2 separate regions of the Homo sapiens genome follow, and region 2 is linked to region 1. A link is an interaction called in ENCODE POLR2A ChIA-PET data of the cell type or tissue named here. Cell type or tissue: PC-9. All regions are shown on one strand. Each heading gives the region's core, and the rest is flanking DNA. Links, peaks and the distances in the headings are about the cores only.

Region 1 (14,668 bases), core at 8,647-13,646:
GCCACACAATGGAGTACTATGCAGCAGTAAAAAGAAACAAACTACCAATAAATGCAGAAACATGGAGGGAAATTATTGAGCTGAGTGACAAAAGCCAAACACAAAATGCTTCATACTGAATGATTCTTTTTGAAATCTAGATTCTTTATGAACTTATACAAAATACAAACTATTCTGTAGTGACCTCAGATAGATCACTAGTTGTGGGAGGCCACCGGCAGAGGCAGAGAGTTTTGCAAAGTAGCATGGAAACCTCTCTGGGTGATGGAAACATCCTGTGCCTTGATTGTAGCAGTGCTCATGGTGTCACAGCACAGTGAATGGACACTCTAAATAATGCAGCCTTTTGCTTGTAAACTATACCTTGATTAAGTTGAAGATAAATGGCTAATTAGTACATGAACAAAGCTTGATGCCATTAGACAATAAAGAAATGCAAAAACAAGATAAAACCATTTCATGCCTGAAGTTTATTGCATAGAAATTTATCTTAATTTTAAAGGTGCAGATCTTTTAAAAAGAATATAAATAAAAAATTTTTAAACTAGAAACAAAGCACTCAAATTCTACTTGCAAATGTGTGAAATTGTATTACAGGTTATTCAGTTAGCATTGTATGGAAATACTTTAAGTGTCCTTCAGTAGGAAGCCAGGTAAATAAATTAGCTTCAACTTAATGGAGGTATAGTTACATACAATAAGCCAGATCTATTTAGAGTGTCCTACATAGACAGATAGATAGATAGATAGATAGATAGATAGATAGATAGATAGATAGATGATGGATAGGTAGAGAGAGAATGTGTGTGTGAGAGAGACAGAGAAAGAGAGAGAAAGAAAAAGAGAAGAAACAAAGAAAGAAAAAGAGAGGAAACAAAGACAGAAAGAAAAATAAAGAAGGAAAGAAAGAAAGAAAGAGAAAAAAAGAAAGAAAGAGAAAGAGAGAGAAAGAAAAAAAATACTGGGCAATAAATAATGAGTAACACTTAAGTATTGATATGGAATGAGCTCCAGGATATACTATTACATATTTTTTTAAGTGCAGAAATAACAGTGTATGTATAGAGACTATCTCTGGAAGGACCCGTCTATGGTTTGAATGTCCTCTCCAAAACTCATGCTGAAACTTAATTTCCAATGTGGCAGTATTAAGAGGTTAATATATTAGATTAATGAATCAATGTGTTATGATGAGAGAGAGGCTTGTGGCTTTATAAGAAGAAGAGGAATCTGAGCTAGCATGTTATGTAGCACGCTCAGCCCCCTTAACATGAGATGCCCTGCACCACCTGGGGACTCTGCAGAGGGCCCCACCAGCAAGAAGGCTCTCAGCAGATGCAGTTCCCCAACCCTGTACCTCCCAGCCTCCATAAATGTAAGAAATAAATTCATTTTCTTTATAAGTTACTCAGTTTCAGGTATGCTGTTATAAGCAACAGAAATCAAACTAAAACCCCCAAGGAGCTGATGAGCGTGATCATCTCTAGTGATGGCTGGAGATGGGATGGGGTTTTTCACTGTACAGTTTTAAAACTAATTTCAAACCAAGTGAATTAAGTATTCAAATTGTAAATGAAATTAAATTAATAAAACATGTGGACATAAACAGAAGCAGGTGACTTTTCTCAAGGGTCCGTCTCATTCACCGTTTCTAAGGCAAGCCTTGGTAGTGATGCCTGCCAACCACCATGTTCCCTTCCTCCTCCTTCCTGGCACTCTCAGACACTCTGCTTTGATGCCCACCCCTTCAGTACCCTCACTCCCCATTGCAGTCGCCTGATCTGCAGAAGCACTATCCTGCCATCCTCCTTCCACAGACACCTTTCAGATCCCTGGCACAGCAAACTTTTCTCTTGATGTCTGCCTAGGAAAGACATGGAAAAAAAAAAGACATCAATGGGAAGGCAATATGAAGATTTAATATTATAAGGAGGTACAGAAAATATATTGTAAAGATATCAACATTCCTAAATATTCCAATAGATTATTAAAATTCCAACTAAAACCCCACTCAAATCAGACTCTTTCCTCATCACTCCCATGAATCTTTTCCTTGATAAGGACACCAAGGATATTCCATTTGCTGGAATCCACTGACTTATCTGCAGCTTTGGATAAGGCTGATTAATGGCGGCTTTTCCCCTTTCTCTAGGACAATCACATCCCTCCCTTTTGGTGCCTCTGCTCCTTCCTCATCTCCTGGGTCTCTTCCCCTCGCAGGGCTCCAGGGCTCAAGACTCGATTCTCTTCTCCATGCCCTTTATATTCTCATCTAATCTCTTTATGATCTGGCTTAATCTCAAGACTTTAAATAGCAACTGTATATTAATGATCCCAATTTTTACCTCTTGCCTGGAGCTCTCTCCTGAAAACCAAGCTCATATATTCAACCACTTGCTCAATACCTCCACTTGAAAGTCTAAAAAGTACCTCAAACACAGGAGACTCTTGGGTTTTCTCCTTCCAAACCTCTCCTCCCTCTCTGTTTTTCATCTCAGTGAAGTCTCATCACCAAGTTGCTGTTCAAAACCTTGGAGTCACCCTTGGCTTGTCTGTCCCTCACGCCCCTGATGTGATCTGTCAAGAATTCATGTCAGCTCTTTCTCCAAAGTACAAGCAGAATCCAATCACACCTCTCTGCCTGCTCCACAGCTGCAAGCCAGTCCTGTGTCTCACCTGAACTATTGCAGCAGCCTCTTACCTGCCTTCCTTTCCTATTGGACACAACTGGAAGAAGGATCCCATTAAGACCAACTTGATGATGCATGACACTTGTCTGTTACAGTCTTCCAATTTTTTCTCATCTATTTTTTATTTGTTTGTTTTTTGAGACAGGGTCTTAGCTCTGTCACCCAGGCTGGAGTGCAGTGGCATGATCATGTCTCACTGCAACCTTGGCCTCTGGGGTTCAAGCAATCCTCCTTCCTCAGCCCCTAGTGTAACTGGGACTTCAGGAATGTGCCATCACACCTGGCTATTTTTTTATTTTTTGTAGAAACAGGGTCTCGCTATGTTACCCAGACAGGTCTCAAATTCCCGGGCTCAAATGATCCTCCAGCCTCAGTTTCCCAAAGTGCTGGGATTACAGGTGTAAACCACCTCCATCTATTTTTTAATAGAAGCTGAAAACATTACAATAGCCTACCAAGGCCCTACAAGACCCCTCCCCTACATCATCCCCTTTCCCCCCCTCCCATTCCCCCCCCCCCCCACTGAGCCACACTGGACTCCCTGCAGTTCTCTAGGTAAACAAGGTAGAGTCCTGCACACCGGGAAGGCAGCTCCTCCCAGACACACGCAGCCTTCTCGTTTAGCCCTTCCCTGAGCATCTTATTTAGGAGGTATCCGTCTCTGTTCCCCTTCCTTCATTTTTCTGCATAGCACCTATCCCATAATATCTATGAATACTGGCTGTTTACTGACAGTTTTTTACCCACTGGAATATGTGCTGGGCACTATTTTAATAATTTGGGGTTTGGACAGCAAGCAATGCCAAAGTCCGTCAACCATGTTCACGAATGCACCTAAGACTGAGGCGTTCATTACACAAACGAAACGGCTTCACCTCGAACTGGAACGAGCTAAAGGCCATCTCCCACTCACTTTTCTCCCTAACCCCAAACAAGACCTAGAAACAAGGCAAATGTCTATTCTGCACAGGTCCACACCCCACATCTCCTGTGAGAGGTGACAGATCAATGAGCATTCGCGGCTTTCTTGAGTGGGACCAGAAGAGAATCCAGGCTACCTCTGGAGATAAAAAGGACTTAGTGGCTTCTGTGAATGAACAGCCTTGAGGACGCAGCCTCCTGAGGTGGCTCTTGGGTCAAGCTAACAGTCTGTTCAAGGCAGAGGTACTACTGCTGTGCCCTGGGTCAGGCAACATGCCAGAACCAGAACCCTGGGCTTGGAGATGATGGGGAAGGCGGTCCCGCAGGGGATTCGGCCTGCTGGAGTTCGCCAGCGAGCAGAGGGTCTGCATCCCCAGAACAGGCTTCCCACTGTTCCACCCCCTGAGCAGCCTTCGGTCCTGTGCAAAATCCAGCACTGACCAGCGCTGGTCCTTGAAACTGTCCCATGACACAGAATTTATCTTCATATTGACCTAGAGCTTGGGGTCTTTAGGTCTCCTAAAGCCAAGTAAAGGCCTTGCCTGAGTGAACACAGCCAGCTGAGCTCCCTGAGGCCCTGCAGTGTGGAGCCGCCAGCGTGCGTGTGGGCAGCTTCCCTTCCCGGCCCTGCAGCTCAGGGGCGAGTGTTTCCTCTGGAAGATGGGAGCTTCTCAGGGAAACTCGAGCCTCCGTGAGGTCGCCCTCGGATCAGACGGGCTGTGGAACTGAGTTTTCGGGCTCCTGTGGGGCACTTCTCTGAGGACCTCTTAGCACTGTGTCAAAGGACCAGGTCTGCCTATTCACACTTCTTGGAGAATGAGTTAAATCTGGTGGCTTGGAGGGACGTTGGTGTGTCCCCTCCTACGAACCCAAGGATGGTATTTCCTGGATGCACTTCTGTGAGCCCCGCGCAGCCAGAGCAGGGGGTCCAGGTTCGCCGCGGCCGCGGGGAGCAGGGCGGGCCTGGTTGAGGCCCGCGCGGAGGCCCCGAGTCCGCAGGAGGGACCACTGTGCCCGGGCAGGCTGGCCAGGCGCCCTCGCTCAGTCCGCGGAAACCCTAGCTCAGAAAGACCCATTAGAGAGAAGGAGAAGGCGATCTCAGGGCTTGGCTGCGGAGTCACCGTGTCAGAACCTGGCCCTGACAGTGGGGCTGGGCGCTGAAGCCGCTCCTGCGTCCCGGCCCCGAGGGCTGAGGCACCTGCCCTTCCCTGCCGCCCACGGTGGGGAGACCCCAGCCAGATTCCAGGGCGACTTGTGCGACCGCTGGCTTCTGTGCCAGGTGCTGGGCAAAGCCACTGCAGACCACCTAATAATTAGAAAAACAAATTCTAGAAACATCCCAAATTCAGAAAAGGAAAGGACGCAAAAGCATCCAATACCCCTGCCCCATCCCGCAGAAATCAACCCACCCTGGCCAGTGAGGCCTCCAAGTCCTCAAATAAGACAGAAAGATTTAAAATAAATAAACAAAAAAGTTCTGGGGCGGGGGGAGGGGGAGAGCCAAACTGGTAAGACAAAGCAGTGAGAAACCGAAGCTTATTAGCAAAGGCCGGGTAAAGAGCCAGGCAGTGAACTCTGGCCACATCGGAACTCACTGCCTCCCCGAGCACGGCCTCGGAGGCTGAGAGGCCTGGGAGGCAGGGCCGCGTCCTGCGGGCTCCACGAGAGCCCTGTGAAATGCCAGTCAGATCCTGGCCCAGTGCCCCAGGTCCTCCCGCAGCCTCGGCAAAGCCCTCCCCCGGCGCTGGAAACCTTCCCCTGCCAGGCGCAGAAGGCCGCGCGCAAGCACGCAGCTCACAGTCACCGCCACCTGCTCTGAAACCCCAGGTTCAGCGCAGGATCAGAGTCCCCCATCCCCACCCCACGCGAAGGGACGCAGGATTGACAGCGACCCTGAAGAAATGCAGTCGAGAGCTATTGTGAAAGGGCGCTGGCCCGGAGGCCCCCCAGCCCGCGCAGGACAGGCCAGTTAATCGCCTTGGTCCCAGGCCCCTATTAGCGTGTCCATCTGCGACAGCAGGACACGCCTTCCCATGCCAGCCGCTTTGGGGCCCGTGCGGCCCTTTTTCCCTCGCAGCTGCTGCAACAAATAGCAGTTCTTTTGAGGGAAGGAACAGTGTGGTCCTCAAAGTTCATAATGAGAAATCTTGGAGAAAAGTCATAGTTGCTAAGCTGCGCCATTGGAGGCTTGAAGGGTTCTTCTTAAAAAAATTAATGACTAATTCTATGTTTTGATTGTTCATATGACGACTAATTAAAGGAGAAATCTAATGGGCTGGACTCCACTTCAGGCTTTTTTTGCTCTATCTGCATATATGGAGCTGCTCACAAAACTTTCAGGGAAAGGAAAGAACAGTAACCCTTTAAGGGTTTTATATAGGCAACCTTTCAGCTGGAAAAAACGCCTGTGCAGAATGGTTCTGGCAAGAATTCACCACGTGCCGGGTGCTGTCCCTGCATTATTTCAAGCCAGAGCAATCCTGTGTACAAACACGTACGCCAGTCCACAGAAGATCACACAAGGCTGTTGCTTGGAGAGACTGAAAAAATATCATGTGCTCAAAGCCACAGTTAATGGCAAATGGCCCTGGCATTTTTGGGTCCCTGTTCATTTGGATACTCCATGTTATCTCGCTCTCCTCTCCACAAATACATAGAATGAGTGTGTGTACAACGAACATATTATAGAAATATATAATGTATGATAATATAATGTATGTTTATATATTAAACAAAGTAATTTAATCTTAAGCATATATAAAATATACCGTTTAAATATTTAACAAGGGGTTGACTACCTTCTTGTATACATTAAGGTGTGCTGTGATATGATGAGTGACAAACAACCTGCACCTCCCGTGAGCCTAATGAGGGGGTGTTTCTCTCTCTACACACCCATCGTTAGAATGCCACCTACGAGTCCGGCCCAAGGGGCTGCTCCCCTCCCTCTGTTCCCAGGCTGAGGAGGAGGTCGCTGGCCAACAAGAGGGAGGAGGAAGTGACCTGGGGAGGCGTGGCCTGGTTCAGGGAGCCTCTGCCCCAGAGTGACAGGAGTCCTACCATCAGCAGGTTATGCAAGCCTATGGCGGACTTCCAAGGACCGCCAAGAACCATCCACCAATGGGGAGAAAAAACAGATGCTTCTGATCACAGAAGCAGTCTACGCTTCTCCTTTAGGCTACAATTAACTGGCCTCGGTGAGATTACTAAGAAGGAAAGGCAGCGCACACCTGCCAAATGATCTTAGCAGGTGACAAAACTAAATGCTACAATGTCAGAACAACTCCCTAATCTCCAGTGACACAGCAATTGCCCTAAATGCAGGCACTGAGGATTCCAATGCTTGTGTCACCACTAACTAGTTGTGTTTGACATTTATTTTAACTGTGGATAGCAAAACATCCTATTTTTTATGGTGTTGAGAAACCAGTGAAATTATTGATTATGGAAGAGTAGAAAGACTTTTCGTCTTACACATACACACACACACACACACACACACACATCCCTGGTTAGCTTAGGTGACCTTTTGTAGATTGACTGTAAGTTCTGCAAAGGCAGGAACTAGTGAGTGACCCCATATATCCTGCCACCTCTGGCTCTTGATAAATGAGTGTTGAGTAAATGCCATTTACTCCAACTCTGAATTTTAATCAAATAGCCAACAACCCTGAAAACTCCTATGTGTTTTATTTTATTAATAAAATATTATTTATTAATCCTTTGTCTCTTTGTGAAACAAGTAATTTGGACAAGGTGCTTACCTTGTCATCTAAAAAATGGCGAAGAACTATCTGTGAGGTCCCTCCCAGGTTTGTTTCAATGACTGAGGCTTTGTAAGCTCAGTCCCTTAAAAGTAACAACTGCAAGAATTTCTGCTGATTTTTTGGAGGGGCCCTAGAAACTCTAATTTTCCATTCAATTGCAGAAATAGAACACCAATTTGCTTTGGATTTCTCTAGCCCTGTCATTTTTAGCCTACATATTTTTGACCTTGCAGACCCTCCAGATTTTCTGCCATCTAAAAATGCCACTTGAAATCTAGCTTCTGGAGACCTCCTCTCAAAAGCGATTTATTTCCTTCTATAGTACATGTGGAAGCTTCATTCCCTCTGTTTATATTCCTTGTGAAAAAAAATAAATAAAGTGACACAATTTTCTCAGTTGGTGACCTGCCTTGAGTTTCTCCTTGGAAGAATATAAGCTTGAGAATAGGTCTTTGCTCCAGGACCTTTATTACATAAGATGAGACATAATTACAATAATTAAAATAATGAAATCAGACATAGCTAAAATGCTTCAAAATGTCTCTTTAGTTGTGTCCTAATAAGCACTCATTCTCACTTATTACAGTTTATAGACAAATTAGCCAGACAAAACTTGCTGCTTTGTAGGATTGGCAGTGAAGTTGACTCCAGCCACCTTCCTAAACCTCCATCTCCTACCCGTGATTACCTGCAAAGCCAACTCATGTTCAACTCATGGAACATGGTCATTCCACATGTACCATAAATTAATGGATAGATCCTTTTTTCTCTGTTCTGCAACAGAACTGAATTTGCTTCCAGAAATGTTTAACTGGTTTTTAGAAAGTCTGCCTATAAGGATAATCATGAGCTGTGATAAACATTTGTGCTTGAATATTACTCCATATTTGAAATAGGCAATTTAAAGAGATGTCTATCATGATATATAATGTATTATGGCATCTGGACAAAAACCTGTTAACAAAAACATATGTACACATATATGAGATGAGAGAGAGAGACGAATGAAGAAAGAAAGATAAGGAGAGGGGAAAAGCAGAGATAGGAAGCATACCTATAAAGTGGCACTATCATGATTTAACCACGGGGGATGAGTTACAAACTCTAATGCCTACAGTGACCTCACAGACCCATGAACAAGAGAATCAGGATGGCAGCTCCAGCGTGAACTGGAGATCAAATGTACCTCCTAAAGAGGACAGTTACCATTTAGCCACCTGCCATCTTCCATGAAAGCAAACACAGTTAGCCAACAATTCCCATTTTCCGAGAGAAACACAAAGTCTACAGTTTAAATGTAAAACCTTCTGATTTTTAAGTGTTGCCATTAATTAAACTAAAAGGAACATTGAATGGACTTCACAAAACTACATCTGTACCCTGAACTTGGTTTTCAGACCACCAGTTACAATCTCCAGGCTAGTGTTTCTAGTAACATCTGTCCCTGAAACAAGCTACAATACCTTGAACAAAATTATTTAAGCTCATTTGTAAAATTGTCACTAGGGGGGAAGCATTGTGAAGGATACAGAAACCTTCTATAAGATCCCTCTGCAAAGTAATTAACAAACATCTCAACGATGCTGAAACTAGCATTCAAACATGCAGTCATGTTTTTTTATTGTTGTTGTTAATTCATAAACTTTATTTTTAGAGCAGTTTTAGGTTCACAAAAAAGTTGTGCTAAAAATATAGAGAGTTTTTGTATACCCCTGTGCACACACATACATAGCATCCCCCCAAAAGTGGTGTCTTTTTACGACTGATTACCAACATTGACACATCATTATCACCCAAAGTCCATAGTTTATGTTAGGGTTCCCTCTTGGTGTTGTACATTCAATGGGTTTTTACAAATGTAAAATGACAGGTATCCACCACTGAAATATGGTATAGAATAGTTTATCAGCCCTAAAAATCCTCTATGTTCTGCCTATTCATCTCTCCTTCCCGCCAACCACTGGCAGCCACTGATCACCTTACCGTCTCCATAGATTTGCCTTTTCCAGAATGTCATATATAGTCATGCATCACTTAACAATGAAAATATGATCTGAGATGTGTGTCATTAGGTGAATTTGTCATTGTATGGTCATAACAGAGTGAACTTACACAAGCCAAAATGATATAGCCTACTATACATCTAAGTTATATGGTATAGTCTATTTTTCCTAGGCTACAGACCTATCTGACATGTTACTGTACTGAATACTGTAGGCAATTATAACATAGTGGTAAATATTTGTGTATTTAAACATAGAAAAAGTACAGTAAAATTATGGTATTATAATCTTATGAAACCACTATTGTATATGGGTGCCATTGTTGACTGAAATGTCATTACGTGGCACATGACTGCAGCAGGAATCATAAAGTATGTAGCCTTTTCAGATTGGCTTCTTTCACTTAGCAACATGCACATAAGTGTCCTCCATGTCAGTTCATGGCTTGATAGCATATTTCTTTTTAGCACAGAATAACAATCCATTGTCCACATGTACCATGGTTTATTTATCCACTCATCCACATGAAGACATCTTAGTTGATTCTAAGTTAGGGAAGTTATGAATAAAGCTGTTATAAATATTCATGAGCAGATTTATGTGGACAACAGTGTTCAACTCATTTGGGTAAGTATCAAGGAGAGAAATCATTGGATCATATGGTAAGAGTATGTACACTTTTATAGGAAACTGCTAAGCTGCATTCCTAAGTGGCTGTACCATTGTGCCTTCCCATCAGCAATGAATGAGACTTCCTATTGTTCCACATCCTCATCAGAATTTGGTGTTGTCACTGATCTGAATTTTTTCCATTGTAACAGATGTGTAGTGGTATCTCACTGTTGTTTTAATTTGCAATTTCCTAATGACATATGATGTTGAACATCTTTTTATATGCTTACTTGCCATCAGTGTATCCTCTGATGAGGTGTTTGTGTAGGGCTTTGGCCCATTTTTAAATCAGGTTATTTATCCTCTTATTATTAACTTTTAAGAGTTTAGTTCTTTGCATATTTTGGATAACAATCCTTTATCACATATTTCTTTTGCAAATTTTTCTCCAGTATATGGCTTGTCTTCTTCTCCTGGCATTGTCCTTCTCAGAGCAGAAGTTTTTAATTTTAATAAACTCCAGCTTATAAATTATTTATTTCATGGATTGTGCCTTTGGTTTTGTACTTAAAAAGTCATTGTCATACCTAAGGTCATCTAGGTTTTCTCCTACGTTATCTCCTAGGTGTTTTATAGTTTTGCATTTTACATTTATATGTATGATCAGTTTTGAGTTAATTTTTATGAAGTGTGTAAGGTTTGTATCTACATTCATTTTTTGCATGTGGATGTCCATTTGTTCCAGCAATATTTGTTGAAAAGACTATACTTGCTCTATTGTATTGTGTTTCTTTTTTGTCAAAGATCAATTGACTAAATTTATGTGCGTCAGTTTCTGATCTCTCTGGTCCATTGATATATTTGTCTATTCTTTCACCAATACCACATAGTCTAGACTACTGTAGTTGTATATGTCTTGAAGTCAGGTAGTGTTGATCCTCCAATTTTGTTCTCCAATATTGAGTTGGCTATTGTGGGTCTTTTGCTTGCCCATAGAATCAATTAGTCAATATTTACAAAATAACTTGCTCGAACTTTGACTGGGATTAATCTATAAATCAAGTTGGGAATAAGTGACATTTTGACATTATGGAGTCTTTCTGACCATGAACACAAACTATTGATCCATTTATTTAGTTATTTGATATCTTTCACCAGAGTTTTTTTGTTTTTTTCTTATAGATCTTATACATATTTTCTTATATTCATACCTCAGTATTCCATTTCAGGGTGTTAATGTAAATGGTAATGTGTTTTTAATTTCAAATTCCCTTAGTTCTTTGCTGGTATATAGGAAAGTGATTGGCTTTTGTATGTTAACGTTGTATCCTGCTCACTTGCTATAACTGCTTATTAGTTCCAGGAGCTTTTTTATTGTTTCTTTTGGATTTTCTAAGAGACAATTACATTATCAGTGAACAAACACGATTTATTTCTTCCCTCCCAATCAGTATTCATTTTATTTATTTATTGTGTGTTATTGCATTAGCTAGGACTTCTAATACAATGTTGAAAAGCATTGGTGAAAGGAAACATCCTTGCTTTGTTCCTGATTTTAGCTATAGGTTTTTGTAGCTGTTCTTTATTAAGTTGAGGATATCCTTCTCTATTCTTAGTTTGCTGAGAATTTTTATCATGAATAGGTGTAGGATTTTGCCTAATGTTTTCTTCTGTATCTATTGATATGATCATGTAATTTTTCTTTATCTATTGATATGATCTGTTGATGTGATGAACTACATTAATTGAGTTTTCAAATGTTGAACCAGTCTTGCATATCTGGAATAAATCGGAGTTGGTCATCATGTATAACTTTGTTACACTTTGTTGCATTTGATTTTGTAATATTTTCTTGAGAATTTTTACATCTATGTTCATAAAAGATATCGGTCTACAGTTTTCTTTCCTTTCTTGTAATATCTCTGTCTGGTTTTGCTATTAAGGTAATTCTGGCTTCACAAAATTAATTATGGAGTCTTCCCTCTACTTCTAGTTTCTGGAAGAGATTGTAGAGAATGGATGTAATTTCTTTCTTAAATGTTTGACGAAAATCAGCACTGATCTCATCTGGGCTTGGTGCTTTCTGTTTTGGAAGGTTATTAATTATTTATTCAATTTCTATAGTGGATATAGGCCTATATTGATTGGCAATTTCTTCTTGTATGACTTTTGGTACATTCTATTTCAAGGAATTGGTTCATTTCATGTAGGTTGTTAAATTCGTGGGTATAGCTGTTCATAATATTCATTTATTATCCTTTCAATGTTCATGAGATCAGTAGTGATGTTCCTTCTTTCATTTCTGATATTCATAATTTGTGTATTCTCTCTTTGTTTCTTAGCCTGGTGAGAGGCTTATAAATTTTATTGATTTTTTGAAGAATCACTTTTTGGTTTTGCTGATTTTCTTGCTGGGATTATAGGCGTGAGCCACCACACTCTTGCTCATTTTTTCTATTTTTGTTTTCCACACTTTTTCTGCCTCTGTGGATTTTACACAGCATTTTGTATAATTCGATTTCCTCTTTTTAGCATAGCAATTATTTTAGTCTTTAACTTTTTAAAATCAGTTGCCCTAGATTTTTTTCTCCCAACATTTTGGGAGGCCAAGGGGAGAGGATCACTTCAAGCCAGGAGTTTGAGACCAGCCTGAGCAACATAGCAAGGCACTATCTATACAAACATAATTTTAAAAAGTCCAGGCATTAGCTAGGACTGTGCCTGTAGTCCCAGCTACTCAGGAGGCTGAGATGAGAAGATCACCGGAGCCTAGAAATTTGAGGCTGCAGTGGGCTGTGATCATGTCACTTCACTCCTGCCTAGAAGACAGTTAGACCCTGCCTCTAAAATAAACAAGCAAATAAATAAAAAGAAAGGAAGAAAAGAAGAGCAAGGGCAGCAAATAGAAAATAGTAATAAATATGGTAGCTATTAATCCAACTATGTCAATAATTACCTTAAATGTTAGTGGTCTAAATATACTGCAATGGACTGAATGTTTATGTCTCCTCAAAATGTATATGATGAAATGTAAGCTCCCAAAATGATGTTATCAGGGGAGAGTGTTTTTGGGAGGGGATTATGTCATGAGGGTGGAGGCCTTACAAATGGGGTTAGTGCTATAAAAGAGACCACAGAGAGCTGCCTTGGTCCTTCTGCCATGTGAGGGCACTGTGAAATTATGGCCATCTATGAAGAAGTGGGCCCTTATTAGACATCAAATCTGCAAATACCTTGATCTTGAATTTCCCAGCCTCCAGAACTATGGGAAATAAATTTCTGTTGTTTACAAGTAAATCATTTTATGTTATTTTGTTACAGAAGCCCAAAAAGATGAAGACATACACCAGATCACTCCATTCTCTTCTTGCTTGCATGGTTTCTGAGGATACGTTGGATGTAATTCTAATATTCTCTATAGGTATTTTCTTTATGGCTCCTCTACAGGTAAGGTGTTTTTTCCCTTTGGCTTCATTTAAGAATTTTTCGTTAACCTTTGATTTTCTGAAGTGTGAATATGTTATGCCTAGGTATCATTTGTTTGTTTGGGTTTTCTTGGCATATATCTTCCTGATGTTCTCTGAACTTCCAGAATCTGTGATTTGTTGTCTGACATTAATTTGGAGGAATTTTTGGTATTATTGCTTTAAATATTGCTTCTGCTCCTTTTTCTCTTTCTTTGACTTACAGTATTCCCATTACATGTAATTATCTCACAGTTCTTGAAAGTTTTGTTTTGTTCTTTTTGTTAGTCGTTTTTCTTTCTGTTTTTCAGTTTTGGCAGTTTCTGTTTACGTATCTTCAATCTCAGAAATTCTTTCCTCAAGCATGTTCAGCCCACTAATGTGTACTTCAAAAGTATTCTACATTTCTTTTACAGTGTTTTTGATCTCTAGAATTTTTAAATTCTTTCTTAAAACTTTCATCTCTCAGGAATTCAAGACTAGCCTGGGCAACATAGTGAAACTCTATCTCTACAAAACATTAGCCAGGTATGGTGATGCATGCCTGTAGTCAGAGCTACTCAGGAGGCTAAGGTGGGAGGATCACCTGAGCCTGGGAAGTTGAGGTTGCAGTGAGCCAAGGTCACGCCACTGCACTCTGGATTGGGCAACAGAGCCAGACCCTGTCTCAAAAAAAAGAAAAATTCCATGGCTCTGCTTACATTATCCATCTGATCTTACATGTTGCCTATTTTTTCCATTAAAACTCCTAGCCTATTAATCATAGTTTTTTTATAATTAATACTCCGATGTGATAATGTCTTAGTCCAATTACTGTGGTTATAACAGAATGCCACAAACTGGGTGATTTATAAACAAAAGAAGCTGATTTAGGCTGATTTAGAGGCTGGGGAGTCCAAGAGCTTGGTGCTAGCATCTGATGAGTGTCTTCTTGCTTCATCATAACATGGGAGAGGGCATCACGTGTGAAGAGAGCTTACTCTTATAACATAGCCACTCCCACAAGAATTAACCCACCGCCATGAGAGCCATGTGAATTCATTCATGAGGACAGCGGGTTAAGTTTCCAATATATGGACTTTTCGGGGACACATTCAAACCACAGCAGTTAGTTGTAACGTTCGTGTCATGTCTCATTCTGGTTCTGATGCTTGTGCAGTCTCTTCAAACTGCGTCTTTGCCTTTTAGTGTGCCTTGCAATGTGGAAATGA
Region 2 (17,527 bases), core at 5,606-10,605, 100 kb after region 1:
AATGTACACTGTAAAGTGTACATTTTAAAGTCGGTTTTAAAAAATCATATTTAGAGATCCTGGTAAAAATCTATCAAGTCAAGACATTACCTTATTACCCATGGAATTGTCTTCAACTCTTACAGTTCAAATATTCCTGAATTGGCTTTCACAATAAACATCCTAAATATGTAAGTAGAAACATATATATTGCCAACTTTGTGCCTTCCCAAGCAAAATTAAAATACAGGAAAAGTCAGTTTGTTTTGCCCATAAATAAATATATGTGTGTGTGTATGTGTGTGTATACACATACACACTCAGAAAAGATAGAAGCAGCAGCATATTTTGGCAGCATCTGGTTTATTGGAACTCAAACGTTCTGATTGTGCATACAGACTAGTTAATGTGGTAACAATTATGTATTTCTTCCCTGCTCCTTGCCTTCTTTCCCTCCCCAGTTTTTTTCTTCCTGATAGTAGGTGTGTACTTTTTTCCTATTTCCATTGGCAAGCCACATGACAAGCAAAACGATCACTCGAAGAATATTGTTCCCTCAATCAAGAAAAATGCCCATTGGGTTTTGTTATTTGATGTTATTTGATGACAGAGACCTATTGTTTTTCCATTTTTCTTTTTTTGTTTTCCGTGGCACCTATGGAATTAAGCAATATAAAAAATCTATTATTTCAGATGTTCACGTCTAATGAATTTCATGTGAAATACTGGCAGTATAACCCCAAATAGAGGAAATTTGTGAAGAGTGGATGCTGCAGGGCATGAGACATCTGCACAGAGTTCATCTCTTCCAGCATCTTGCATGTCCCAAGCACTGCCCTGCCAGGCAGAGAATGCTGCAGATCACGGCAGTGAATTCCAGTTGTTCAGAGCACATTTGACTTCCAAATTCTCAAGGCCACAGATTTGAGGACAGAACAATATTTGCATTTGAAATTGGAAGATTATTTTTTGCACAAGTGCCTATATGCTATATAGAGTTTGCCCACTCTGCATTATCTTCCCCCTGTTCCCCCGTTATCTGGCACAAGCTATTCAAAAGACACGCCTACTTGTAAAATAAATGGTTTGCAAACTAAGGAAAATACTTAAATCTCATGTAAATGGTACTATACTATGTATAAAAATGTGAAGAAACACAGAACAGCTCATGAACACCTCCACTGCTGTATAAAAGAACCATCTTTTTTCTGGCTCCTATTGGATGCCTTAGAAAAATCTGTATTTCCTCTTTAGTTATTGTGTTTGAAAGATGAAGTTGAGACAAAAGTTCTATTCTTTTTAAGTTGGCAGAACTTCTGAAAGGTGATTTTTAGCTGCAGTGTGACTCATTCCAAATGCAGAAATCTCTGACCCTGAGTTAGTCTATTTGTCATGCAAGAGCCTAGAAAAGCCCTGAGTGATAAGAAATGGCCATAGGCCATTCCCACAGAATTTTCAACAAAAATAGAATCATGCTTATGTTCTAGTCATGACTTAGAACTTATAACTCATGTTCGGAACTGTCCATGTTCACGCACAGGGGCCGTATCACTCCGCCAGAGCTGCCCTGGGTGCCGGTGTGCAGAGGGGTCCGAGAGTGACTGTCTCTTCCTCTGTTGTCGAATGTGTGGGTTATCTCCATAAATGGCTGCCATGAGCATCCTTGTTCACACATTTTTAGGTACTTGAGTGAGTGTCTGTGGAATAATTTTGGGAAGTGAAATCTGTGGTCAGAGGTTTGTGAGTTTTACATGCTACATTTTCAGAAGTTGAGAAATAGCAGTAGGCTGAAGGCAAGTCGCCATGCCTGGAATTCATGAACACTAGTTGAAAGAACTGGCGTGAGTTAGTCATGACAGGAGAGATGGGGAAGGGAGTTGCAGGTAGGAGGGCCATCTTCAAATTCTCAAAGTATAGTCACTCCAAACCAAAATTCGATTTAATCTGTAGGACTCCATTCTCAAAGCACAGTCACTCCAAACCGAAATTCGATTTAATCTGTAGGACTCCAGGTGGCAGAATAAGAGGCAATGGATGGGTGGAAGCGAAACAGGGCCAAAGTTTGACTTCATGTGCAACTTCCTAAGGAGTGATTTGAACTCCACAAACATGAACTAAGCACCTCAACACAGGCTGGGCAAGTTGCTGTTCTTTTGGAGCTTACATCTTAGTGGGGAAAGAGAAATGCCTATGTAAACATATAAATCAGCAGGATACATTGTGAGGACGGTCATTGCTCAGTGAGACTGCAATAGAGTGATACGCTGGAGGGGGCTGCAAGGGAGAAGGTGGGAGGGACAGCATTTAGCAGAATGAGCAGCACAGTCCCATAGGAAGAAGAATTTATTGCCTCCTTAGGCAAATAAATTCCCAAACCTTGAACATCAGAAAGGAAATAGATTAATGTGCACAGAGGATTAAATTATGTGATCTGCAAAGTCATTTAAAATCTATTTCCACATAAAACATATTAATGCAACCTAAACAAAAGGGGTCTGGATACCCTCATCTTCTTCCCAAGCATCAAGTCTTTCTATAGTTAAACTGAGATGCTTTTATTCTTGGAAAATTTTAAGGACTATCTACAGCAATGGAAGAATCGGGTGTTGGGATGTGTTCCCAGGTAATAATGACTGCAGGCTGATTTGGCCCTTGAGGTGTGGCCTCATGGCCCTCTCCAAAAAAAATCAAGGACCTGCTACAAAGCACAAAGCCGACTGCAATGCTTGCTGCTTACTGGTTAGGGCAGCTCCTCTTTGCCAGCGACCAAGCAGAAAGCAAGACAAGACAGGTTCTGAAGCAGTAATTCAAAGCCTTCCTCGCTTTCCCATGTGAGTCATTGCTAGTCAGAATATTACCTTTGCAGAGAGGCTTAATTCCAAATTTGCTCTTAAAGGGATATCCTCTCCTGGTTTAGGTATAAACTTTTGACTCACAGGACAAATTCTATCATTCCTTTGGGCCTAGGATTGCATTTATTTCCATGACAAAAGGGCCTGTCTGGTGTTTCAGCAAATGAAAACAAAAATATAAAGCCCATCTCCTTTTGAATGAGCTCTAAAACAGTTCTCCACTGGACTTCAGAACAAGAGGGAGCTCTGGGCTGCTGGCTGGTTGTGCATTTGCTGTGGGTTCCCTCCGGCAGGCGACCTCTCCGCGCTGAGAAGGTTATCCGGATAACCAAGTAAGAAAGTACATGAGGAGGCACAGAAAGAAAAATGTGAGAGATAACAGCATAAACACACAGTGTATGTTGTTATGAGGCATCACATGATGAGATACTGCTGGGGAGGGAAGAAGTGAGGAGATTCCTAGGAATCTTATGAGAATTTCCAGAGACAACAAGTTTTGAGCTTTTTTTTAATTTAGAAAATTTACCTTATTTTTAAAAGAATATGTAACATATCCCATGCTATAAAATTCTAGACATAGTAGATTTAAAACAGCATAATGGAAAATATAAATATCTATTTTCTTTTCCTATTTATGTATTCTGTGCCAGTAGGAATGTAGCCAAAAAGAGAGAAAAGGGGTCTCTGCAGACATGGATGTCTCTGTGACTTGATCACTGCTAACCCAAGAAGATAATAAAGCAGAAGCATGTATCCAGGTTGCTGCAGCCAAGCCTGCCCGGTCTGCGGGGCGTCCTCACACATGGGGCAGCTCTCCCACCCCACACACTGGGAAAGGCGGACAGAGGCTGGGCAAAGCCCCCAATTTTCGTTGGCACTGACCCCGATGATTTATAGGCCTTTGTTTCCCATGTTAAATGTCTTACGATCATTAAATTATTTATAGCTCAATTAGCATGTGTCCAAAACCAGGAAGTTCATAGGAGACTGTGTGACTGGGAATTAAGGAGCAAAGCAACTTTCCAGTCTGTGATTTACTGGGTTTCCATTCTGTTTCCTGTTCGGATCCGGAAGTAGAATTTCAAATATTGCTTTTCATGCTTTATTTGGGACCGATTTTAGCCCCGCTCTCCTTTCTCTTGCCATTCGCTGGCCATTAGCCACCAGCCTCTGCACAATGACCAGCTGGCCCCTGGCAGATCTTGGGCCCAGGTGTGAAGTCGCTGGAGAAGCATTTCAGGGCCAAGATGGGAGTGATTTCATTTTCCATTGACACTATGCAGAAATGAAGGGGATTCAAGTGCCTTCAGAAAAGCTTCCTTCCAGCGAATGGAGTTTTGGGGGTTTTCCAGACTTGCAACTGCTTTTATTCTTGGAAGCATCATTGTTGCTTTTTCCCCCCTTCCATTTATATCCCAGGAACTGATTCAGAAACCATAGAAATTGGATTTGGAATCGCTGAATGCTAGCAGACAGCTGACTGCACTCTTCCCAAGAAACCCTGCCAGCTGGGTTCGGGTATCGCGCGGTGTGTGCTCTCTCTGCCTGGCCCGCTGAGTCCTCTAACTCTAATGGATTCCTTCTTACACCAAAGTGCACTAGAACTAAAGTGTTTTGCTTCATTCTTTAGACATTTTGTGGTTTAGGGCTCAATCAGCCAGGGTATGATTTGCAATCCACAGTAACCGGTTTCAGAGCAGCTGCCCAGCGAGGCAGGTTTCATCTCGCTTGCTAGACGTTTTGTTTTTTTTTTTTTCTAAACCTCACACCTTTTATTTATTAGACTTGGATTCCAGTTTCCTGAGCCTGTTTGTGCCACTGATTAGACAGGCTTGAAGCAGAACCCACCAGGCTTCCTGAATAAAATGCAGCAGTGATTGTATTAGGGGGTTTTAAATTGCTCAAAATACTGTCTAAAAAACACTAAAAATCATGTTACTTTCTAGATTGAATAAAATCCTATAGAAATGAATTCCTGGACTTGATATGTAGCAAGCTGGCATTGGCTCGGGAGTGAGTGGGCTCAGTTAAGTGAGCTAAGATGAGATGGTGCACAGGCGAGCACCCACCTGAGGAGTGTTTGGATGTTATGATAGCCAGCTCCTCTGTAAAGACCTGTCCTTCTATGTCAGCAGCCCAGCAGATAAATGACGTGTAAATACCACATTTAGGAGGGCTTATGATGATGCCAATTAATGGAGACCTTTTTGAAACAGGAAGGAGGTGAAACATATTCCTTTGCTTCTACATCACTGTGTGCCAGGCACTGTTTACAGCATCTCGTTTAACCAGCAGTCACCACCTGACGGATGGCTGATGTGGGGTGGGGTCCCAGGGTGGGATTGCGTGATGGGCTTGGGGTCTCTGGCTGATGGGTGCCAGAGCTGGGACTGGAACTCCTGGCGTGACTGAGGCAGACACCTGGGCTACCCAGCCTCACCCACGACGCCCTCACTAAGTGACCCACAGGACTCACCGGAAGCAGGGCAGCAAGGTCCCCCTACAGAGGTCCCCACTGCAAACCGATACCCAGCTTAGACAGCAGTTCTGCAGTCGGCGTCTCACCCCTTCGGGTCTCATTGTGACTCACTTTGATAGCCACACGATTTAAGGGTGGTTCAGTAGTGATTTGATGAGTGCTGTGGCTCAGGGTCATTCCCCTGCCCAAGCATTTCAAATTCCAGAAGTTCATGCCCTGCATGGTGGGTGAAAAGTCTCAGGCCAACCATGAGCACACAGCAGCCAGGCGACTGAGGCAGCTGCCCGGGGTGGCACGTTGCTCAAACCCATCATTTGGAGTCAAAACAAACAGATGATTAGCTGGGGTGGTCACTTTCAATCAAGAGTTTTCACATCGCCTAGACATGGCCTCAGAATCAGGCCTGGTGTGGCCAGGGGCTGATCTCACAGTAGACAGGAAGTGTGGCCCGAGGGCCATGGCTGCCCCCTCAGAAGGCCCTGTGGAGTGGCTGGCCGAGCCTCAGCAGCCTCCTGTGAAGCGAGGAAGGGTCTTCCTGCCGGCCTCTGGAGATCAGTATGGGAATGCACAAGTAGGAAACGCTGGATGGGAATCCCTCTGCCCTGTGATACCAAGGCAGTGAGTTTGTAGACTATGGAATTGCTGTCGGAGGGCTCTGTAACCGGCCAAGGTCACACAGGTAGCCATTGGTAGAGCAGGGACTGGAATCCCAGACCCCCAACTTCCAGGACTGTGCACCTTTCTTTATCCCATACAGCCTTACAGTCAAGTGCCAGTGCAACACCTGATTCCCAGGTTCCAGCCTTTGTCTTTTATAATGGGAATCAACCTTATCTTGACGATCCAGAGATAGTCATCAAGGAAGATTAAATTATCCCCTTAGACTCAGAGTGACCATATCATTTTCCCTCCACACAAGGACACTTTTGAGAATGAAAAGGAGGAGATGTCTGTACCAGACGCTGGATGACAGGCACCGACAGGCTGTCTGCCAGGGGAGCAGCGATTCCTGTATGTTGTAGAAAGTTTTTCAAAAGTCACCTTGGAAAGAGGTTTTGTTCCTTAACCTTCTGTTAAATAGGAAGCTCCGTGAATGAAAACAACTCCCTTCCCTAAACATTCTAGTAATGACCCAACACTGCCAAGCCTGCCAGCTCTGCCTCATGGTCGTGTTGACTGTGTGAGACTATGTGAGTGCCTGCTACACAGTACGCTTTCAGTAAACATGGTATTGCCTCGATAATCCCACAAAAATGTCCTATTCAAATCACCTGGCACCCAGGAAATTTCCTTCTTTTTTTTCCCAGGTGAAATATACAGTTGAAAACACCTGACAGCAATTCCCCTCTCCCATGTGTTTGCAGGATGGTGGTTTTGGTTCCTCCATCTTTGATGTGTACAAGTGTGATGTTTTCCCCCCACAGACAAGTAAACCACATTCTCTTCACATTCCCAATGTTTTGTCAATGTACCTCCTTCAATAGAGGATCGATAAGGAAAAAAATCATTGACAATCTCAATTAGATTCACTATTTCATCCAAAAGCATAGCTTAGAACTCTAGTTTTTGTTCAACACTCTTGCCCTATGAGTGCACAGAACTTTAATTCTGATACAAACATCCCTGAATGTTTAGCTTTGACAGAGATTCCAAGGTGATTTGATAAGAAGCAGGGCTGTGTTTGGGCTCTGGGAGTTTTTGATATGGTTTCAAGCCCCATCCAAAACCCACAGACCTCTAGAAAGTAGGTGCCTGCCTTCCTGCAGCAGCCCTGGAGCCTGCTGGGGGCTTTGAGCAGCTGCTGCCAAGCCAGGCCTCACCCGACACTCTGATGGGCACGGCCATGGTGGCAGGGGCTTGGACGCTGCCAGGTGACTCTAACTTGTGGCCAGGGTGGGAAGCACTGCTCCACAGAGGTGCCAAAACCAGGTTCCTTCCTGTGTTCTCACATTTCACAGCCTCAATGTAAAAAGTAAGACATGGGCACTCTGGAATATTACAAAAATATAGAAAAGCATGTTATAGTAAATAAAAGGCTCACAGAATTTTGTCATTTAGGAACAATGATTATTAATATATTAGTGTGTGTTTTTGCTCATTAACAGTATATCCTGAGATATTTCCTATACCATTTAATATTTTAAAAGATGTTTACACTGGCCACAGTAGCTCATACCTATAATCCCAACACTTTAGAGGGCAAGGCAGGAGGATCACTTGAGGCTTAAAAATTAGCCAGGTGTAGTGGCACATGCCTGTAGTCCCAGCTACTCAGGAAGCTGAGGCTGGAGGATCACTTGAGCCCAGGAGTTCAAGGCTGCAGTGAGCTATAATTGCACCATTGCACTCCAGCCTAGGTGACACAGTGAGACCCTGTTTCTAAAATAAATAATAAATAAATTAAAACATTTAAAAATACATGATGTTTAATTATTAGAGGACTCAATTTTATATCTATGTATACAATAATTTTTAAGTTTCTTAATATTGGACTTTTAGTACCTTTTTAAAAATACTATTTTTAAAAAAATCTGTATTTCTAACTTTTTATAACAAGGAACCTTTGGCTTTGAGATGACTGGGGAATCCATTCTTTCCTATAGTATCCATGTCCAATGGACTTAAAGTATTAATCAATGTGTTTATGTTTTGTTATTTTTCTGGCATTACAAAAAATTCTAAATATATTGTTACCGCCTGTATAAATATCAGCTTTTGAGAGAAGGACATTGTGTAGAAATAATGAAACACTGCAACTTGTATTTGTATTATTCTTTTTTTTTTTTTTTTTTTTGAGATGGAGTCTCGCCCTGTCACCCAGGCTGGAGTGCAATGGTGCGATCTCTGCTCACTGCAAGCTCCGCCTCCCAGGTTCACACCATTCTCCTGCCTCAGCCTCCTGAGTAGCTGGGACTACAGGTGCCCGCCACCGCGCCGGGCTAATTTTTTGTATTTTTAGTAGAGACGGGGTTTCACCATGGTCTCGATCTCCTGACCTCATGATCTGCCCGCCTCAGCCTCCCAATGCACTGGGATTACAGGCATTATATTATTCTTTAAATTCACATGAGAATTTAGTATGGCTTCAAAAAATACCATAAGTTAAAATATCACCAAGACTCTGTTCAGACAAAAGTATCAGAAAAGTGAGCCAGGCACTCACATAGTTTATAGTTTATAAAAGTGAGACAGGCATGATCTCTTAACCTCACTATAGTCCTGTGAATAAGGTTTATTTACATTTCATTTTACCTGCCAGGATTATTGTAAAAACGCCAAGCACATTGCCTACACAAACTAAATATTCAGTCAATGGCTGCTATTTTCATGAGTTCGTTTTAACATATATTTATTGTCCTCTACTGGATTTAAGAAGTTATATTTATTATCATCTAAGATTTTAGCTATTCCTTCTCTTAAAAATAGATTTTATAATCAATGGCAGTAAGGGAGAGTAACTCGCAGTTCTCTGAATCTCAAGGGGTTCCTGGAAGCCTTCCTGAAGGTATAGTGAAATTTCAGCTTCACATTCCCATCCATGAGCTCCCTGCAAATATCCCGGTCTGCTCTCAGGACCCAGTGACTTACCTATGCAGAGGCTGTAGATAGCACCTGGAGCTTCCTGTGTGCCCTCCTCAAACTCAGCCAATGCCGTCATACAGTAGCAGGCAGGTGTCTTTGCTGGGTAGTTGGACTGGATGTCCCTGGGATTGCAGAACTGGAATGGGGAGTGACATCAGGAAACTATAATCATCAGGACAACATGGTTTGCCATAACTTTAAGTTTTAAGCGACCGCAGATTATGCGGAGAGAGATGCATGCCCACAGCCATGCTTCCCATGTAACTGGAGAGGGGTCTGAAGTTTGAAACAAGTGTTCCTAGGCACGGGTTACAGTGTTTGTTATCATCATACTTGATTTAGAATGGGGCACAACATGTGGATTCATGGTAACTGTTACAACCTTACTCATTTTAATACCTGAAAACATGCTTTCCCCATGCTGGGAATCGAAAGATTCTCCTAGGAAAAGAAAGGCTTGACAACATCGATTCAAAAAGGGCATGCATTTTCCTCATTTAAATAACTCTAATGTGCAAGTAGATCCCCTGACCTCAAGCTCAGAAGAGTCCAGGCCTTCACACCTTCTCTGCTTCTGCTCTGGGGCCAGCTATTGAGATTCCTGTGCCCACGCAATGCGCACATCCCACCCCTGGCCGCTGTCCACAAGAAATCCAGTTGCACCAAGCACCCCACTTTTTGCACCTCTCATTTATGTACTCCTAAGAGCCTCACCACAACTCCCTTCTAAAAACATGAGTTCCTGACTGGGAATTCGATGCTGCCCAGGCAGCTTTGCTCAGAGGGAGCAGCCTTCTAGAAATGTTTCAAGTAAACTTTCAAGTATAACTAAATTCAAAAAAAACACATACACACACACACACACACACAAGTCAAAGGTGTGTAATTTGGCCAATATCACAAACCAATTAGCCCTTTGTAAGTGGCACCCAGATCAGGACAGCTGACCATACCAGCACCCTAGAAGCACCCCGTGCTGCCTCCTGGGACAGGGCTACCACCATCCTAAGGCCAGCACGATGGGCCAGCTTTGCCTGCTGTTGAATTTTGCTTACATAGAATCCTCCAGTAGGTACTCCTTTGGGTCAGGTTCTTTCACTCAACATTATGTGTTGATATTTTTCCATGCTGTGCTGCAAAATTGTATTTCTTGCATTCCATAACTGGGCAGTTCCATCATAGGAGAATACCACACTGCGTTCGTCCATTCTACCGCCAATGGACATATGGGTTCTTTCTCTTTTCTTGCAGTTACAAGTTTATGAATATTGTCCCACGTGTCCCTGGTGAACTTTTGTTTGCATTTCTGTTGGGTACCTCAGAGTGGCGTTGCTGGGTCAGAGGGTACTGGTCGCTTTAGTAGCTTTGAAAGATATTGCCAAAACATTTTCCAGCGCAGTTATAGCAAATTATACACCACCAGCAGTAGAAAACATCTCCTAATTGCTCACAGTAAACCCCCAAAGATTGCCACATACATCTTCCATATCAATTACTTAACTATTCAGCAAATTTGAAGGGAAATATATTTAATCTTTTTATTCAAATAGTTTATAAAGTGGAATAGAGATGTGGGTAAAAGTTGTCTTGCCACCTTTTTAGATCGGTAAAAGTTTGTTGAATGCAGGCAAGAAAAGATGAGAAATAATGGTACCCAATGAAAGACATAGCAGTCTACAAGGAGGGGCATTTCCCGGGGTGGGGGGGACCCACACTCTGTAACTCCCACATTCAATTAGCATGTTATAGGTAAGCTGCAGAAAACGAGGCAGCTTGTCAAAGAGGAACGGCTCTTGGCCATGGTTGCTGCCCTAGGAGGATATTTGATACTAGCAGAGCTGGGGCAACCCTGGAGGAAACCACCTGGAATGATGGGAGAACTCCTCCAGGGAACATGGCCCTTTAATAGATCTCTGTTATAAAAAATAATCCCAAAGCAGCCACCAGGGCATACTGCTGCGATCAAGTCCTAGGCGGTATTCCCTTCTGCGCCATAGACCCTGTGCAGAGTGCCCTCAACGAAGGAGCAAGGAAGACCAAGTCTCCCGAGGGTTTGCATATGTGTATGTGATTCTGCAGTCATGGTGAATGACACAGTCAGGGCTGCGGAAAAGCATTGGTAAAGTGTATATTTGAGGCTTCAGAAGTTTGAAAAGGCTAGATTTCCTAGGCCAAAACACTGAAAATTTGCAATTAGAACTTCAGTGCTGATGCTGGGAAGACTGGAGTTAGTTTGAGACATGCACCTGTGCAGAACTGGGCCCCCAGAAAAGGAGAAGGAAGGGAATCCAGACCAGAGTAGGGCCTGACACCACTCAGACTCGGCGTGTCTATAAATTAGAATTGCGTTACAATTACACTTTGACATTTTAGTGGTTTTTAAAGTGCCCAGCACAAGTTAATTTTTCATTAATGAATCCTTTATTCATAAAATGCTTAGATGGAGATTACCCTTTTGAGCATTTTGCCAGTGCTTCTGAAATTAATGGGGACCTCCTGTTGGAGGACACAGTCTGTTGCAATAGGTGACCACTGCTCTGAATCTATGTCACCTCTCCAGGACCACGGGCACAACCATCACCTGAGGCATGTTGGAGATGCAGATGGTCAGGCCCTCCTAGAATCTCAGAATCTGCATTTTAGCAAAGTCCTGGGTAATTCCTATGTCCATTGGAGTTTGAGAAGCACTGGTAATCTCAAATACTTTAAAAGATTACTAGAGTAAGATAGGCTCAGTAGGTACCTGAAGGCACCATCCCAAAGACCAGAGTGGTAGAAGCAGGTGGACCAGCCTCTGAACACATTTCTCCCCCACTCCCCGGCTGTGTGGAAGGTTGCCACCTTTGGGGTAGTCATTCAACAAACACGTGTCAACTGTCCACTATGTGTCAGGCCACCACTGGGCACTGGCTGTGGCTAGCTGGATAGACACCATTTCTGCCCTCCAGAAATGTCATGTCCACTGGCACATGACAAGTCACTAAGTCATTCAGAGCCATGGGTGACAGCTCCAGGGGCCGACAAAGGAGCTGTGATCTCACAGATCCACAGAGAAGTGTCCCAGGGCGGGCGGGAACCAGGACTGCACAGGGAGGGGTGAAGTGACACATAAGAAGTCAGCCCATCAGCCTGAAATGCTCCCCCAAATCTTCCCATTCAGTGTTTTCTCAGTAGCAAACTCGTGGGAAAATTGGTTATTTTACTTAAAAAACTCATACTAGAAAGCTAGTTTAACTTTAAAAATAAATTTTAAAAACATTTTTATTAACAAATCCTACCTTTCCTCCAAAGTCAAGGAGAAAAGAATAGAAGTGAACAATGGACCAAGTAAGCCTAAAACTCTGCTCTTTCCCCTGCTCATTTTACAGTTCAAGTGCCATTCAATTTATCCTGGCAAGAAGAGGAAGGCATCATCAAGACCTTAATTTTCTAATACATCTGATCTGAGAAGAATGTGAAAGCTATAAAATTAATTTTTGATCAATAACTACAGGCCTTTTGAGAGAGTGCCCTCCTAATGAATTGAGTACCTATTTCTCCATACACAGTGTCTATCATGACCTACAAACCCTTTTCCCATGAGGTGTAACAGAGAGAGATTACAGCCTTGGAACTGGATGTCAGACTCTCCTGGTTTAAGACAATAAGCCATGACATAGAGCCTGAAACCAACACAATCTTCCGAGTGGTTCCAGAAACATATAGGGGATAATGTTGGCTCTGATGCTGTACATCCCCAACAACCATCAACTATTTGGAAACTAGAATTTCAGCATAATTGGAGTTGGTGTTACCCTAGCAAATGCTGTGGGAAGAGAGTCTCACTGTGTATCTTCTCCTGTTTAAAGCCTGAATTTGTTCAGAATGTAATATCTCTGTTTAGCCACTCTACTGAAACTGATCTAGGAAATGTTCAAAAAAAGGTATCCCAAGGATCCCTTTGTAGCTACATCTGTGGGATTCCCCTCGCTCTGGCGTGGCCTGGCCCCTCTGCATTTGACAATACGGTCCTATGCTTTTGTCTTCCTGGGCTGCGTGAACCCACCCTGCCCTGGTTCACCTCTCCTCTTGACCCATCCTTATCAGTGTCTTGAAAGGTCCTTCTATTGGAGGACACATTCTGTTGCAGCAGGTGACCACTGCCCCAAATCTGTTTCACCTCCCCAGGGCCATGGGCACAACCATCCCTGGAGTGTGTTAGAGATGCAGTTGGCCAGGTCCTCCAAAATCTCAGAATCTGCATTTTTGCAAAGTCCTGGGTAACTCCTATGTCCATGAGAGTTTGAGAAGTACTGGTCTCATGAGTTCCTGACATACAAATAGTGCTGAGGCCAGTATGCTGACTGGGTAGCCAGATACAAGTGAAAACCTTCCTGTTTTTTGCAAACCTGGATGGACCCGAGGCCGCTGACGTGGGCCAGGACAAGCTACTCTTTTTCAGTGTTTCTGTTGCATCGCTGTGTCTCTCTGTGATCAGGTGCTGCCCTCCCTGGCAGGAGGACTGCAGACAGGATGACCAAGAGCACTCTACACAGCCTGCTCTCCAGTGTTGGGGGACGCCACCCACCCTCGTGGTTCCTGTTCATCTGCCTACACGTGGAGGGCCCAAGAGGGCTAATATGTGACTATCTCCACTTCCTGGTACCCTGTGTGAATAACTTCACTTACTAAAGGGATGTTGAGCAACTTTATTAATAATGAAGAAAGCACTTTGGTTTGACAAATAATCACTCCATTTTTTCATTTGAAAGTTAACTCTTGTTAGTAGAGAAAGCAATGTATTACAACCACAAGGACGTTTACATGGAAATGAACCATCTGCAAAGCATCCCCCATTTTCCTTTTAAATCAGCCAATGGGTGGTGGTGGGAGAAATATTCACCAGAGTATTTAACATCTATCCCCCTTCCTAGACTGTCAGCTCCATCCGGGCGGAGACTGTTGGTATCTCCACAGCACACACAGGGCCTGGCACACATCCGGGGCTCAGTGAGCACTTGCTGAATGGTGAACAGATTAGCTCTCCTGGGAACGTTGTTGACACATCTCATAACACTGGTTTGGAGTGGAGGGCATTCATCGGGCTGCATATTCCTATTTTTAATTGTATTCTCCACTGGTTACAGCACCTACAGTTATAAAGACATTGTTAACATTGCTTATAGGAAGACATTTGATGGAAATGAGTCCAAAGGCATTACGGTTAGAAACTGGCCAGGTGTCATTTTTGAGAGATTAGATAACTGTTTTCCGGTAGAGTGAATTGCCTGTTTGTTGCAAGTTGGGACTTTGCTGGGCTGGTTTACAGGGCCAAGGGGAAAGAGATAAGTGGATCTTCTAGTGAGAGGTCATCTGTTTTGAAAGCCTGGAAGATTCCATGAACTAAATCCAAGTCTTACAACACAGGGAAGTGTGTCATACTGTGCAGGGATGAAGTCTCCAATTTAGCATGAAAACAAGAGCTCCTCACACTGTCCTCTTCAGAAAGCCCATACAATCCAAACTTCTGAATGCTTAGCTGCTTACAACCATACATAGATTGAGGGATAAAACTCTGATATGGAAGAGAAGGTAAACATTTTTTGGCAGACATTCCCAGGAAAAGGCGGCTCTCTTCTCTCATTGCTGCTGCTCTTTCAGAATCCATTTCAACAGAGGAGGAGTCAATGGGAGCCCCGTGCCTCTGGCAGATATCATATGGCGTTTCAGTGGCATTGTGTGTTACCCTTCTTAGGTAACAGCTCAGCCATTAGAAGAATGTCCTACACACCTTCTCATTTTCTGTGATGAGAGGAATGTGAGGTACTGCCCTTCGAGAGCTGTCATTTGTCCTAGTAGCCAGCAGCGTGACTGTGCTGTCTTCTGCTCTGTCTCCCTGTCAGCCTTCTGCCCAGCCACCACCACTATAGTTTTGTTCTCTCCATTGGAACTCCTGGTTCAGAGAATTACCATAAAAAACAGACCCCTAGACATACAACACTCTATCACATAATGGTGACTTTGTCTTCTATTTTGGATTACTGAGCTTTCTTGGGTAACTTCCACTAAATCGAAGTTAATATTAGAAGAACTTCCTCTTACTAGAATCGAAAAGCATTTAAGTGATGCAGTCAAGTTTGTACCATAAGTAATTCAGTCATTTAACAAATATATATGGCCTCTGTGCGACAGTGACCTTGACTGGGAATGAAGCTGTCCCATGTGGGGCCTGTTCTTCAAAGGCAGTTCCCTGCTGCCCAGTTCAGTCCAGTGGATCTGGGCATCTCTCTTTAATCCGCATTAGGGGCTCTTTACTGATTCTTCACTATCCAAAAAGACTTGGAGGGGAGACCTGAGCCCACTTCTGGAAGGAAATGATAACAATTTATTTAGATAATCTTTGTGCAACAAGTCAATTCACTGAAGAGATCTGCTCTCTAGGAGCCTCTGTGACCCCACCATAACTGGGAAGGCTCTACCTCTCCAGTCTTCGGGCCACATTTCTCTCTGGCCTGCTGTCTTCCCAGCACTCTCAGCCTTGCTCATGGAGCACTCTAGTCCTCCGTCGACCTTGGCCTTTGGTAACGTGATTTTTCACCTGGCAGCTCCCATCTGGTCTCACTCCCTCTTTTTGTCCAGTCTGCATGACACAGCCTCACATCGTTAGTGTTCCCTCACTCCCCTCTTACTGCCCAACCTGCAAAGTCCATGCCTGGGCCAGTGCAGCATGTGTCCTCAATGGGCTGCTGGTGGCAGTGGGGGGAACCGCACAGCCACGCTGTGTGCTGCTGAAGAAATGCACAGCCTCCTACCCTCGCCCTCAAGAGGCAGCCATGGCTGCGCATTTCTGCCCTTCTGAGCTCCGCTCACTTTTGGCAGCAGCCGTTCCAACCTGCATGGGATCTTCACTCTCTCACAGATGTGCTGACTCCTCCTGCTGCCTCCCCTCTCTGTGCCTTCTCACTCTCTGTTCCCTTTGCCCTTTCTCCCCTTTTCTCCTCTGCCTACCTCCAAGCCATCCATCACAGGACAGCTCAAGCATCAGATCCTCTGGGACACTTTCCTTAGTTGTTCAGTCTGATGAGGTGTCCCTCATCCTCTCTTAGCTGAAAATCAGCAGCTGCCTCAACTTCTTTTCCAGCATGTCTCATGAGTATTGCCACAACAGCATCTGTCACAATGTGGGGTAGTGGCTGACTTGCTTTTCTGCCATTCAACTGAGTTCCCTCAGTGCTGGGGCCAGCGTGCAGTGTCTTGTATTCAGTATATAGCTGATTAATTGATGAATTGATTAATTAATGGTTCACACTAGCACAGTGCAACCTTCAATGCAAAGATCTCATCAAAATAATTCACATGGTGGGATATTTTAGAAGGATGACCAGGCTAGTTTGTAGTAAGAAAAAATCAACAAGACTAGGTCAGGAATTCTTTTTTTGTCTACAGGCTTGCTATAGAAGATATTGAAAATCATCTACCTAATTACCTTTATTTTATCAGGTTGTGTATTAAATATCACGTCTGGGGGAAGAAAATGTGATATGTGATTACAGACCTTTCCTGGTACAACATAGTACGTTTCAGATTAACTCAAGGTATTGTGGTGATATTGCGGTCAAAGCCAGGTGATTAAAGAGTCATTCTTTGAAACAAATATCTGTGCAATCAATTAAGAAATTAATTTGCAAATTTTATTTGCTTAGAGTAATTGATATATCATTCCTTTTACAAACAAATATAAAGAAAACTTAACTAAAAATACTGCATATCTCTTTCAGATTATATATCCCAGAAAGGATATATTTTTCTCCTTTCTGGTCTTCCTTTTTGGTGTAGCATCTGTAGGAAATGCATTTCTTCATAGCTAAGTGTACCTCCTTGTGAAATATCTTCAGAGTCTACTGGTGCACATAAGCAATTGCTGGCAGCAGCTTGAGGGTCTCCATCTCACATTTATCATATGCCTTATTGCATGAGGCTTTGCAAGAGGAGGTCTAGAGCTACAATATCTCATGGATATGAATGTCAATTCAAATCCCAGTGGCAGTTTATGAGGGGGAAAGCCTAGAAGAGAAGAAACCTAGAGGAATCAAGCAGGAGGGGAGAGTAATAAAAGACTAGAGCAGCAGGTTTTTCTTAACTCAAACTAGAATTAAATCTCTGTGTGTGTGTGCATGTGAATGTGCCCGTATGTGCATGCATGCACGTGTGTAAATGGATGTGTGTGTGTGTGCATGTGTGTGCAAGTAAGTGTGTATACGTGTGTGGGCATGTATTGTGTACATGTATGTGTGTTTTATGCATCTGTTTGCAAGTATGTGTGTATGCACATAAAAGTGTGAATGTACATGTGTGCTTGGTGTATGTGTGTGTATTAATGTATGCGTGTAGTTCTAGAGTCTAGTTAGAGAAAGTGCATAAAGAAATAGGGAAATTAACAAGAAAGCTATAGCTTAAATTATAGGAAAAACTTTTCTCCCTATCAGTCATGGTTTTAAAATGTTCAGACTTGATATGTTTCCCAGTGCTATTGTCAGAAAATGTCCCTATGACATTCCATACTACTTCAATCAAATCTAAAACCTTTGTTCCAACATGTTTTATTGATATGAGTATATTTCAAATTTCTACCAGGTTTTTGGAGAGGTATTTTGGC

The links. Peaks named below come from ENCODE experiments on the same cell type or tissue, not always from the same donor. Only the 100,000 strongest peaks of a DNase experiment are listed, where the experiment ranks them.
Region 2: POLR2A ChIA-PET joins it to region 1 with 6 read pairs; 5 of 35 experiments call an interaction of 5 or more read pairs at or near these places.

Annotation. Positions count from the first base shown.
Region 1 is chr7:55,000,056-55,014,723 of GRCh38, forward strand. All of the region lies in intron 1 of LOC105375284 (a long non-coding RNA gene), which reads right to left. Among named protein-coding and RNA genes, the nearest start is that of EGFR, 12 kb to the right of the region's middle. In PC-9, for the core only: no CTCF peak of the experiment used is centred there; no DNase peak of the experiment used is centred there.
Region 2 is chr7:55,106,796-55,124,322 of GRCh38, forward strand. The region is part of intron 1 of EGFR (epidermal growth factor receptor); the gene reads left to right. Among named protein-coding and RNA genes, the nearest start is that of EGFR-AS1, 73 kb to the right of the region's middle. In PC-9, for the core only: no CTCF peak of the experiment used is centred there; no DNase peak of the experiment used is centred there; H3K27ac peaks cover 1,999 bases.